3 separate regions of the Homo sapiens genome follow, and regions 2 and 3 are each linked to region 1. A link is a contact called in ENCODE Hi-C or POLR2A ChIA-PET data. All regions are on one chromosome and are shown on one strand. The core of a region is the stretch at or near the end of the contact, and the rest is flanking DNA. Distances in the headings are between cores, read along the strand shown.

Region 1 (2,892 bases), core at 368-2,867:
GAAGCCTGGATTTTAGCAAGCCAAATTGGCTATACCCTTTACCCCCAGTTATTCCTCTGGGAGGTTTTACTGATTTTTACTTTTCTGGAAAAGCAAGGAAAGAACTCTTAAATCTGTTTTTTCAGAGACTAGTAAATCCATTAGTCATCAGTGCAGGACTTTCATCTCTTCAATTTTTCACTGGAAGATGGGAGAAGTCATAATTCACTGTCATGTGGCTCCCAATTTTGACATTTGCAGGAAATTGGTCCCCTCTGAACTTCATGAATGTTCATAAAAGTTATTTCGGCTGGGCACGGTGGCTCACTCCTGTAATCCCAGCACTTTGAGGGGAGGCCGAGGAGGCCGAATCACCTGAGGTCAGGAGTTCGAGACCATCAGCCTGGCCAACATGGTGAAACCCCATCTCTACTAAAAATACAAAAATTAGCAGGGCGTGGTGGCAGGCTTCTGTAATCCCAGCTACTCAGGAGGCTGAGGCAGGAGAATTGCTTGAACCCAGGAGGCAGAGGTTGCAATGAGCTGAGATCGTGTCACTGCATTCCAGCCTGGGCAACAAGAGTGAAACTCCGTCTCAAAAAAAAAAAAAAAAAAGTTATTTCAGGCCCAGATCAGATGGATCTCCAAAGATTATCCTGTCTCAAAAATTTGTTAATGATAATTTCAGCTCAAGATAAACACTAACATATTAATACAGCCTATGGGATTACAAAAAAGTGAGCAAGGAATTCATTCAAGACTGGAAAGAATTATCCTCTCATCTGACACTCCCATTTAACAAGGGTGTGGAAATCAAGGCCCAGTGACACAGGATTTTTTCTCCATCACTTTGTAAGCCAGGAACCTCTGGCTGGTGACACCCTGCCCAGGCCTCAGTGGGCCACACTACCTGCTGCAGGAGATGGCCTGCCCACTCGGCCTGGGTGGGGAGTTTTATTGAGTGATGAAAACAGCTTTCAGTGGAGAGGGGATGCAGGGGTGGTTCCCCTACCCAAAGGCAGGAAAGTCCCCCCAGTGCGGGTGAGTCTGGGGCTTTTATGGGCTCAGAATAGGGGAGGGGCAGGACATAGGTAGTACTGGAAAAGGCAACATTCAATTGGTTAAAAGGCATTAGTCAGAAATAATTAATTGGGAAAGAGCAGACAAACAGGAACAGAAGTTCTCACTCTAGGTCACGGGTTTCATTTGGGACCAGTAGCCTAGTCTTTCAGCCTTCAGGCTGTTTTTGGCTTGAAGGTGGGGTTTCACCAGGGACCTGCCCCTATCTGCCTAGGCATTTGGCTGCCTCCTGTCATTATCACCAGGGAGGTGCCTCTACCTGCCAAGGTTACCCTGGCTCTAGAAGCAGAACTTTGGCCAGAAGCTGCCACAGAACAGGGGTGGGAGAGAGAAGAGGAGCTGGGTGACAGAGCAGAAGCATTTTGGGGAACTGATCCTTCAGGCAGCAGCTGATGTACTTCCTCTCTCCTCCACACTCCACCCCTACTCGCCCTCTCTCTCTCTGCTTCTTTCCTTTTCTCTCTCATGGTAGGGTTATGAGTCAGTTGCCAAAAGGTGGGGACATTTCCTGATGCATTTGCAACACTGAGAAGTTATCTTAAGGGAGGCTGGGCCCCATTCTACTCATCTGGCCCAGAAAGTGAACACCTTGGGGGCCACTAAGGCAGCCCTGCTAGGGGAGACGCTCCAACCTGTCTTCTCTCTGTCTCCTGGCAGCTCTCTTGGCCTCCTAGTTTCTACCTAATCATGTCCCTGGTGGAGGCCATCAGCCTCTGGAATGAAGGGGTGCTGGCAGCGGACAAGAAGGACTGGAAGGGAGCCCTGGATGCCTTCAGTGCCGTCCAGGACCCCCACTCCCGGATTTGCTTCAACATTGGCTGCATGTACACTATCCTGAAGAACATGACTGAAGCAGAGAAGGTGAGTGGAGGTGCCTCTTTCCGGGCCTCCTCTGTGCATTTGTTATTATGATTCTCAACCCCATTGCATTTCGGAAACCTAACCTCTGGGGAGATTGAAAAGAACAAAAGTTGCCCAAGCTCCACCCCTAGACAGCCTGATTTAACTGGTCTGGGAGGGGCCCCAGGCAGCCAGTTTTAAAAGCTCTCCAGGTGGAGAGCAGGTGAGGGGCAGCCAGGGTTGCCTCTTTCTCCATCTTCTAAATTAAAATCATTCTACAAGTGTCTTTAACACCTTTGTGAAGGCTGTCCTAGTCGTACTTTCTTCTACACAGAACTCCTTCTGGGCACAGAATCTCTATCTATCCCAGCGCTTTACACCTGATTATTGATTCTAAGGCACCTCTTTTGGCTTTCCAAGACTTTCATGTGTGTCGACTTTGCCTGCTCAAGAGATTTAAGGGAGGCACTTACAAAAAATAGCTTTTATCCCAAGTGACAATTCTGATCAATTATAAAGGAGACTCTTTTAAAGATGCTGAGGCTGGCAAGAGGAAATTGTACTGTGATTGACTAGTGATGTCTGCTGGGGGCATGGTGTGGGATGTCTCGCATCTTTTTCGTTATGTTTTCTCACTCAAATACCATAGTATGGAGTTAAGCATTCTCGATAATTATTTTTTTGATTGGTTGTGGTAAGGTGGAAAGGGTATGGAGTTTGGAAGGAGAAGATCTAGGATCGAATCCTAGCCTCTGTCTCTCTCTGGACTTTTAGTCTTAAGCAAGCTATGTAGCCTATGTAGACATCTGGCTTTCAGCTTCCTGAGTTTCTAAATATCATGAAAATTAAGTGAGATGCCAAACTATTAATGTCTCGTGGAACTTCACACCACTGTATAAGAGTTAGTTATTATTTTTACCGATTACTGCCAGTCTTTGCAAGGTGTGGCAGTGGTTGACTCCCCAGGTCCCTTAAAGAATCAGTCCCTTCCAC
Region 2 (3,109 bases), core at 465-2,964, 2.4 Mb after region 1:
TTGACACACAAAATGATCCATCACACTACGCATTTTCCTCTGGACACTGCTTTAACTGTACCTCCTAAGTTCTGGTAAGTGATGTTTTCATTATTGCTGTTTTACAGATAATCATTCCATCTTGAAAATGTCTTGTGGCTTACAGCAGGAATATTTTGCTACTAAATTTTGACCAAGAAGTAGGTACAACGACTTGCCTTTTCATATGAGGTTGACCTGATTCTTATGAGGCCAATATGAAGGTGAACCAGAACCTTCTCAGGGCCCAGAAGTTGCTTTGAAAAAATTCTCTCAACACTTGAAAAACTCATTTAAATATCAATGGAAACACACACCTACCTGCCTAGATGGGTTTCTTAACAACCAAGGTCAAAAGTTTCCCTATTGGATCTTGAATCTAAGAGGAAAAAAAGAAACCACCAACTCTTTCTCATTCAAATGTTCATAAATAATAATATTATTAACAATAATTATAATAGCTACCATAAGGCTGGGCACGGTGGCTCACACCTGTAATCCTAGCATGCCTGTAATCCTAGCATTTTGGGAGGCCGAGGCAGGTAGATCACCTGAGGTCAGGAGTTCGAGGCCAGCCTGGCCAACATGGTGAAATCCCGTCTCTACTAAAACTACAAAAATCAGCTGGGGGTGGTAGTCGGTGCCTGTAATCCCATCTACTTGAGAGGTAGAGGCAGGAGAATTGCTTGAACCCAGGAGGCAGAGGTTGCAGTGAGCCGAGATTGTGCCACTGTACTCCAGCCCGGGCAACAGAGTGAGACTCCATCTCAAAAACAAAACAAAACAAAACAAAAAAATAGCTACCATAATGCCATCTGATGTATGTTTTCAGTGCTTTACATATGTCATCTTATTTACATTTTACAACAGTTCTAAGATGGAAATATCACTCTACATTTTAAAGATGAGAAAACCAGGCTTCGAAGGGGTTACATAACTTACTTAGGATCACACTTCTTTCTAAGTGGAGAAGCTAGGATGTCACACCAGCTCCGATTTAAAACCTGTGTATTTTTTCAGGATAATACCTTGCCTCTTTTGCACACTCCTCTGCCCTGACTTACAGCAATAAGATGGTTCTGCCTCTCATGACAAAACTTATTTTCTAGGCAGAGCAAGTACGTCTGCTGTGGTCCACTCTCAATTAGGTAGAAGTCCAGCCTGGAATTGTGGCACTGCAATGCAGCAGGCCACCTGGCCACAGAAGGCCTTTGCCTGTAGAAGCCATATGGATGAAGAAGACTCTGAGCCAAGCACTAATGCAGAGAGGGGATGGAACAGGGGTGGGGGCTGGGGAAGGAGGGAGCTGGCACAGCTGCTTCCGAAGGGGACGTTACGATGGGCCATCAGTATTGACCACTAAGCCTGAATGTGCTGGACACACCAGTCACCCATGCCAAGCCCATTAAGTTCATCTCAGCTGTCTGGCAACTGCCCTCTAATGAAACAAGCCAACAACTTCCTATATTTGAGGTTTCAGTTAGTGTTGTTGGCCAAGTTTCAGTGGGAACCAGAGAAGACGACCACACGGGGGCTGTAGGCCCTGAGAGCAGCAGCCCAAGCCGACCTCAGAGCGCCTGCCAGCTGGGCAGATTATCAGCGTCCTGCTGCAGAGAGATAAGGAACGTTCTGATCCAGCCCCGAGAAGTGCAGGGCTTTATATAGCAGCTTGAGTAGGCTGCAAGGGAATGTCCTGGCCGAAGGCTTCTCCGTAGCCAAGAGAGAGGGGAGTGGGTGGAGAGGAAGGCGGGAGCTTTATAAATAACCCGATGTGTGCTGATCTGCTCAGCGGCCTTGTCTTAGCAAAGCCTGAGGCCTGGGGGAGGAGAGGGACATTTACAGATGACTTTTATTTTCTTTATCACTTCTCTATATTTTCTAAGTTTTCTACGATGAACTTGAACTCCTTTTATAATCAGCAAGTATGAATACAATTTTAAGAAAGCAAAAAAGAGAGGCATAAAAAGAATTCCTTTGGTTGGAGATTTTAGTGACCATCTTTACCCACTCAGAGGTTCCCAAACAAGCCCCAGTGCTCTCCTCCCTTCTCTGGTCTCTCCCATTGGGCCCCCTGGGGTGCCTGTACTCACCTATGATGCAGGATCTGACCAGTTTTCTTAGCTCCTCCCGGGTTCCCGCATTCCCCATACTCTCCCCCTGCTCCCACTAATCCAAATGTGGCTGTCCTTGGCCTTATTGTTTTTAAAAAAGGTGTCCAGGTCCCTCATCTCTGCTAGGGTACATAAGGGTTACTTGGGTATGTCCCCTGTGCCTGCTACACTAGCTTAATAATGGGTAAAAAGCCATGGAGTCCCTGTACAGAGTGTGGTTTATACTCTCTGTGCCTCAGGGTCCCTTTTCTATAAAATGGTGATAACAAGACCACCTACTTCATAGAGGTCACATTAAGATTAAAATAAGACAGTGGATGTAAACTGGCTGACACATTGGAAATGGCCAATTAAATATTAACTAATTATCACTCCACTGAGCATCCCTCCTCACACTCAGGCCCTGAATGACCACACCTACCAAATGTGACCAGACAGATTTTCACTGTTTCCAAAAATAACTCCTCCCAGGAGGTGTGAAGATTCACCACTGCAACTCTGGCACTGATTCAAAGCAGGAGTTCCAAAAATGTTTTGCGAGGTGACAGGCTCCCAGAATCACAGTCAGCCTTCACAGTGCCCCTTATACGGCTGCAATCCTCATTTGGATGTGTGAGTCATGGTAGGGCTACCACATAAACAGATAAATGAATAAACATGTTGTGACTTTGTAGTAACGACCTCATGTAAGCTAAGTTCAGCTCATGACTCTGGGGCAATTTTTAGGACACAAAAGTAGATAAAATATCAACCGATCCCTATTTTTTGAGCAAGCGCTATGTGCAAAAAGGCACGGCGCTAAAATGCAAAAATGGAACATTTTAAAAAGATGAAAGCTTCTGCTTGGAAAGAGATTACACCCTAATCGAGGAAGTAAAATGCAGATACAGGAATAGAAAGCACACTCAGCAAAGCAAGATATGATCCATGGAGGTGATAAGGTGGAGAGTTCAGAAGAGCACGCCCGCTGGGTTCTGGAG
Region 3 (3,143 bases), core at 501-3,000, 2.5 Mb after region 1:
TAAATAAATAAATAAATAAATGAATAAATGGAGAATGGAAAAAAAAAAAAGACTCCACAAATGGACAACATGCCTCCCTGGCCTGACTCTTCCAAACAGCACTCCACAATCTGCCCTTTTCTCAGATCCCAAAATAGGCCCTGTGCTTTGGTGCCTGCTATTTTCTCCATTTGGAAGAAATATCACCCTTCCAAGAGTCAATGTCCTGCTCATTCTTCAAGGCCTCCTCCATGCAACCCTCCCTGACACCCCCACCAGCTGTGCCCCTCCTCCACTGCACTCCTTCAGGCCCAGCCTTTGTTGACCCCTGGCCACAGTTTGGAGAGCAGTTTCGCCCCTTATTGGCTGTGTGATGGTGGGCAAGTCCCTTAGCCTCTCTGGGCCACGGCTTCTTCATCCTTCTCAAGGGTGCTGCAAGGACTGATTGGGACCACCTGCCGTGCAAAGCCCTGCACGTCGTAAGTGCTCGATACACAGCAGTTGCTGCAAGTCATCTCTAGCCCTTCTTCAGGTGGCTCAGCTGTGAGCCTGTCTGCAGATGCACACGAACAGACATCTCCCAAGATCTCTGCTTGCTGTCAGCTGTCCGCTGGCCACATCTGGTGACCTTGCTCAGGGATCTTCTGAGCCGCAGCCTGCCCTTCCTCAAGGTGAGCGTGCCCCGCTGGCAGCAATTGCTTCCCCCGTGGCCTGCCCTGCTCCCCATGGCTCCTCGGGGAGCATGTCTAAGGCACATTCTCCTCCAGAGCCCAGCAGGGCTGAACCACTGCAGGGACATTTTGAGGCAGGATGGAGCACCCCCACACCAGCACTGGAGCTGCAAAGTGCTTCCTAGAGCTGCCAGCCTGTGATCTTCAAGTGAACTTAATGGTGGAAGAAAAAAATCTTGACACTTGGTTGATGTTAAATGGACCTACATGCACTAAATCAGTCACACTCAACTTTCTCATGCCTAGTGTGCTCTCCCAGTGCCTCAGTCGTGCGTTCATTTGCAAAGATTTCCCACTTCAAGGACAGTACTTTCCAGATGGGACTGGAAGACAGACCCTGATAAGGCCTTATGCAGATGACTTGGCAGATTTTGGGCTAACCACACCTCAGGGCCAGAGTGTAGAGGGAGGGGGCCACTGCCTGGAAGAACTCAGCAGGGAGAGGAGCTCAACTCTGAGCGGGCTCCAGGAACAGAGCCAGGGAAAGGCAGGCATTCAACCCAAGTCCAGTCTGTATTGTCCTCAGCAGAGAAAATAGCCCATTCTCTGTGTCCTCTGTGACTACACCAAATGCAGACCGTGAGCCCAAATGAACATGGCACCAGAGAAGCACAAAGCCACATGCTTTTATTGTTATTCCTGTGTCTGCATCATTCATGCCACGCCATTGGGACCTGATGGAAGACACGGGATGTTCTGCCATCCGGCAGGGGACAGGTGCTTCAAAGCCTGTAAAATCCCAAACGTGACATTCTTTAAAGTCATGCCTCTAATGCCCTCAGTAATGCATTTTTACTCCCCAGGTGAACCCCATCAAAGGGGTATTAGTAGGAGACGTTTTCTTCCCACCCCTAGGGAGTCCGCAGTTGGTGCCTGCCATGACTGGGAACCAACCTGCATGGCCACTGGGCAGGGCCAGGCTGGGCCCCAGGCTGCTCTGCGGAAATTCACGCTGCAGGTCTCAGCCGCCCCTCCCTTTGACCCTCAGCCTGACCAGGGAAGGGCATCCGACCCACACACTCTCACTTCCTCTTTCCAAGAACAGAAATAAGGCACCAACTTAACACATTGTACTTGGAGAGAGTCTTGCACCCCTTTCAACTCCTGGACATCGTTCTTTCCTGAGTGCTTTTCTTCCCTCTTCTGCAGCACTCCCTTTCCTCTCCACACAGCATTCTGGTTCTGGCTTGCTCTCTCTGCTCTCTTCTCCCTTTGAGCTCTCGTACCCAGGATCCTAGAGCGTCCGTTCCTTCTGGGCTTTCTTTCTCCCCCCCATCTCTCATGTCTCCCTCCTCCTTTCCTCCTAAGTCCCAAGCCTAGAGTCCCCTCCACCTCTTTCCCAGGCCCTGCTCCCCTCTGTCTCAAACTCCTCCTTCTCCTCAATTCAGAAGAAAGCTGGCCAGAGAGATCTCCTGTCTCCTCCCCCTTCACTTCCCCTCCTCTCCCCGCAGGCACACAAAAGGGGACAGAGGCACCAGATGGCCCGGTGCTAAAAGAGGGGCTCAGGGAGGCTGCCGCCCACAGAGGCCCCTGCTGGGCCTTCAAGCTAGTCCAAGCTGCTGCCGGGCCCAGCCGCCCAGCTGGCAGAGGAGCAGGGCAGAGGACCAGCATCCCCAGTACGAGGCCAGCTCCCCCTGCCCGGCCTGCCCTGGGGCCAGCCTGGAGAGGGAGCACGCTTGCCAGCTGAAAAGCAGAGGGTGTCACCATGTGTCCAAGCCTCAAGCGCCAGGGGCAAGGGTCCGATGGCCCGTGGGGACACTGGGCTTCCTCAGGAAGAAGGAGAGGAGTGGCTGGCAGTCTGCTCTTTCTATGGAACAGGCTGTGCCAAGGAGGGGGCCTCAGCAATGGGTGAGCAGACCACAGGGGAGCCAACAATCCCCCAGTCCCCTCACAAAAAAGAAGATTTAATGACGCATTGGTTAATGTTAACAGCTACCATTCATTCAGTGGTTAGCTGGGCCAGGCATTATGCTAAGTCATTTCCTATAACATCCCTAATCCTTCAAGAGTTCTGCAGGGTAAACATTTTGATCCCTATTGTACAGACAAGAAAACTGAGGCTAAGAGAGGTTAAATGACTTCCCCAGGCATCATAGCTGGAAAGTCAGTTAACACAGTTTATTCCAGGGTTCAAGCGATCCTCCCACCTCAGCCCCACAAGTGATTAGGTCTATAGGCACGCACCACCCTGCCCATAGTGAGACAGGATCTTACTGTGTTGCCCAGGCTGAGCTCAAATGACCCCCCCAGCCCCACCACAACCACCACCTTGGCCTCTCAAAATGCTGGGATTACAGATATGAGTCACGGTGCCCGGCCTAGTTAATACAGTTTAAAGTTTCTTTTCCAGTTAAGATTCTGTAAGTCCTGCTAAGGTGGTGTTGCAAAAGCAGGCACCTAACAATGTCCCCACTAAGGCCTTCAATAAAGCCA

The links. Hi-C counts contacts between places; a loop is a spot of excess contacts on that map. ChIA-PET counts read pairs that join two places held with the same protein, here RNA polymerase II (POLR2A). Pooled maps may share reads with other maps.
Region 2: a loop to region 1 is called in a pooled map, with 4 times the contacts of the local background. The contact joins the enhancer-like site here to the promoter of NCF2 in region 1. A Hi-C loop is called at or near these places in 1 of 37 single-sample maps with no recorded cell type and 2 of 50 pooled maps. POLR2A ChIA-PET finds 5 or more read pairs at or near these places in 2 of 52 experiments (MCF 10A and OCI-LY7).
Region 3: a loop to region 1 is called in a map of GM12878, with 8 times the contacts of the local background. The contact joins the enhancer-like site here to the promoter of NCF2 in region 1. A Hi-C loop is called at or near these places in 2 of 168 maps with a recorded cell type or tissue (GM12878 and lower leg skin), 2 of 37 single-sample maps with no recorded cell type and 2 of 50 pooled maps.

The regions. Positions count from the first base shown.
Region 1 is chr1:183,589,184-183,592,075 of GRCh38, reverse strand. It overlaps NCF2 (neutrophil cytosolic factor 2), which reads left to right and starts at 1,617. Exons shown (of 15, transcript NM_000433.4): 1 at 1,617-1,920. The coding sequence starts at 1,747. RefSeq lists enhancers at 888-1,227, 1,338-1,597.
Region 2 is chr1:181,151,661-181,154,769 of GRCh38, reverse strand. No RefSeq gene overlaps it. Among named protein-coding and RNA genes, the nearest start is that of LINC01732, 21 kb to the left of the region's middle. RefSeq lists a silencer at 1,481-1,765 and enhancers at 1,605-1,814, 252-2,857. Within about 2 kb of position 1,714, at least 23 of the 41 ENCODE cell types and tissues checked have a DNase peak (open chromatin) inside an H3K27ac peak, as active enhancers do.
Region 3 is chr1:181,127,903-181,131,045 of GRCh38, reverse strand. No RefSeq gene overlaps it. Among named protein-coding and RNA genes, the nearest start is that of IER5, 41 kb to the right of the region's middle. RefSeq lists enhancers at 345-454, 705-784, 2,095-2,194. Within about 2 kb of position 1,750, at least 13 of the 41 ENCODE cell types and tissues checked have a DNase peak (open chromatin) inside an H3K27ac peak, as active enhancers do; they include GM12878, where a contact is called at or near this core.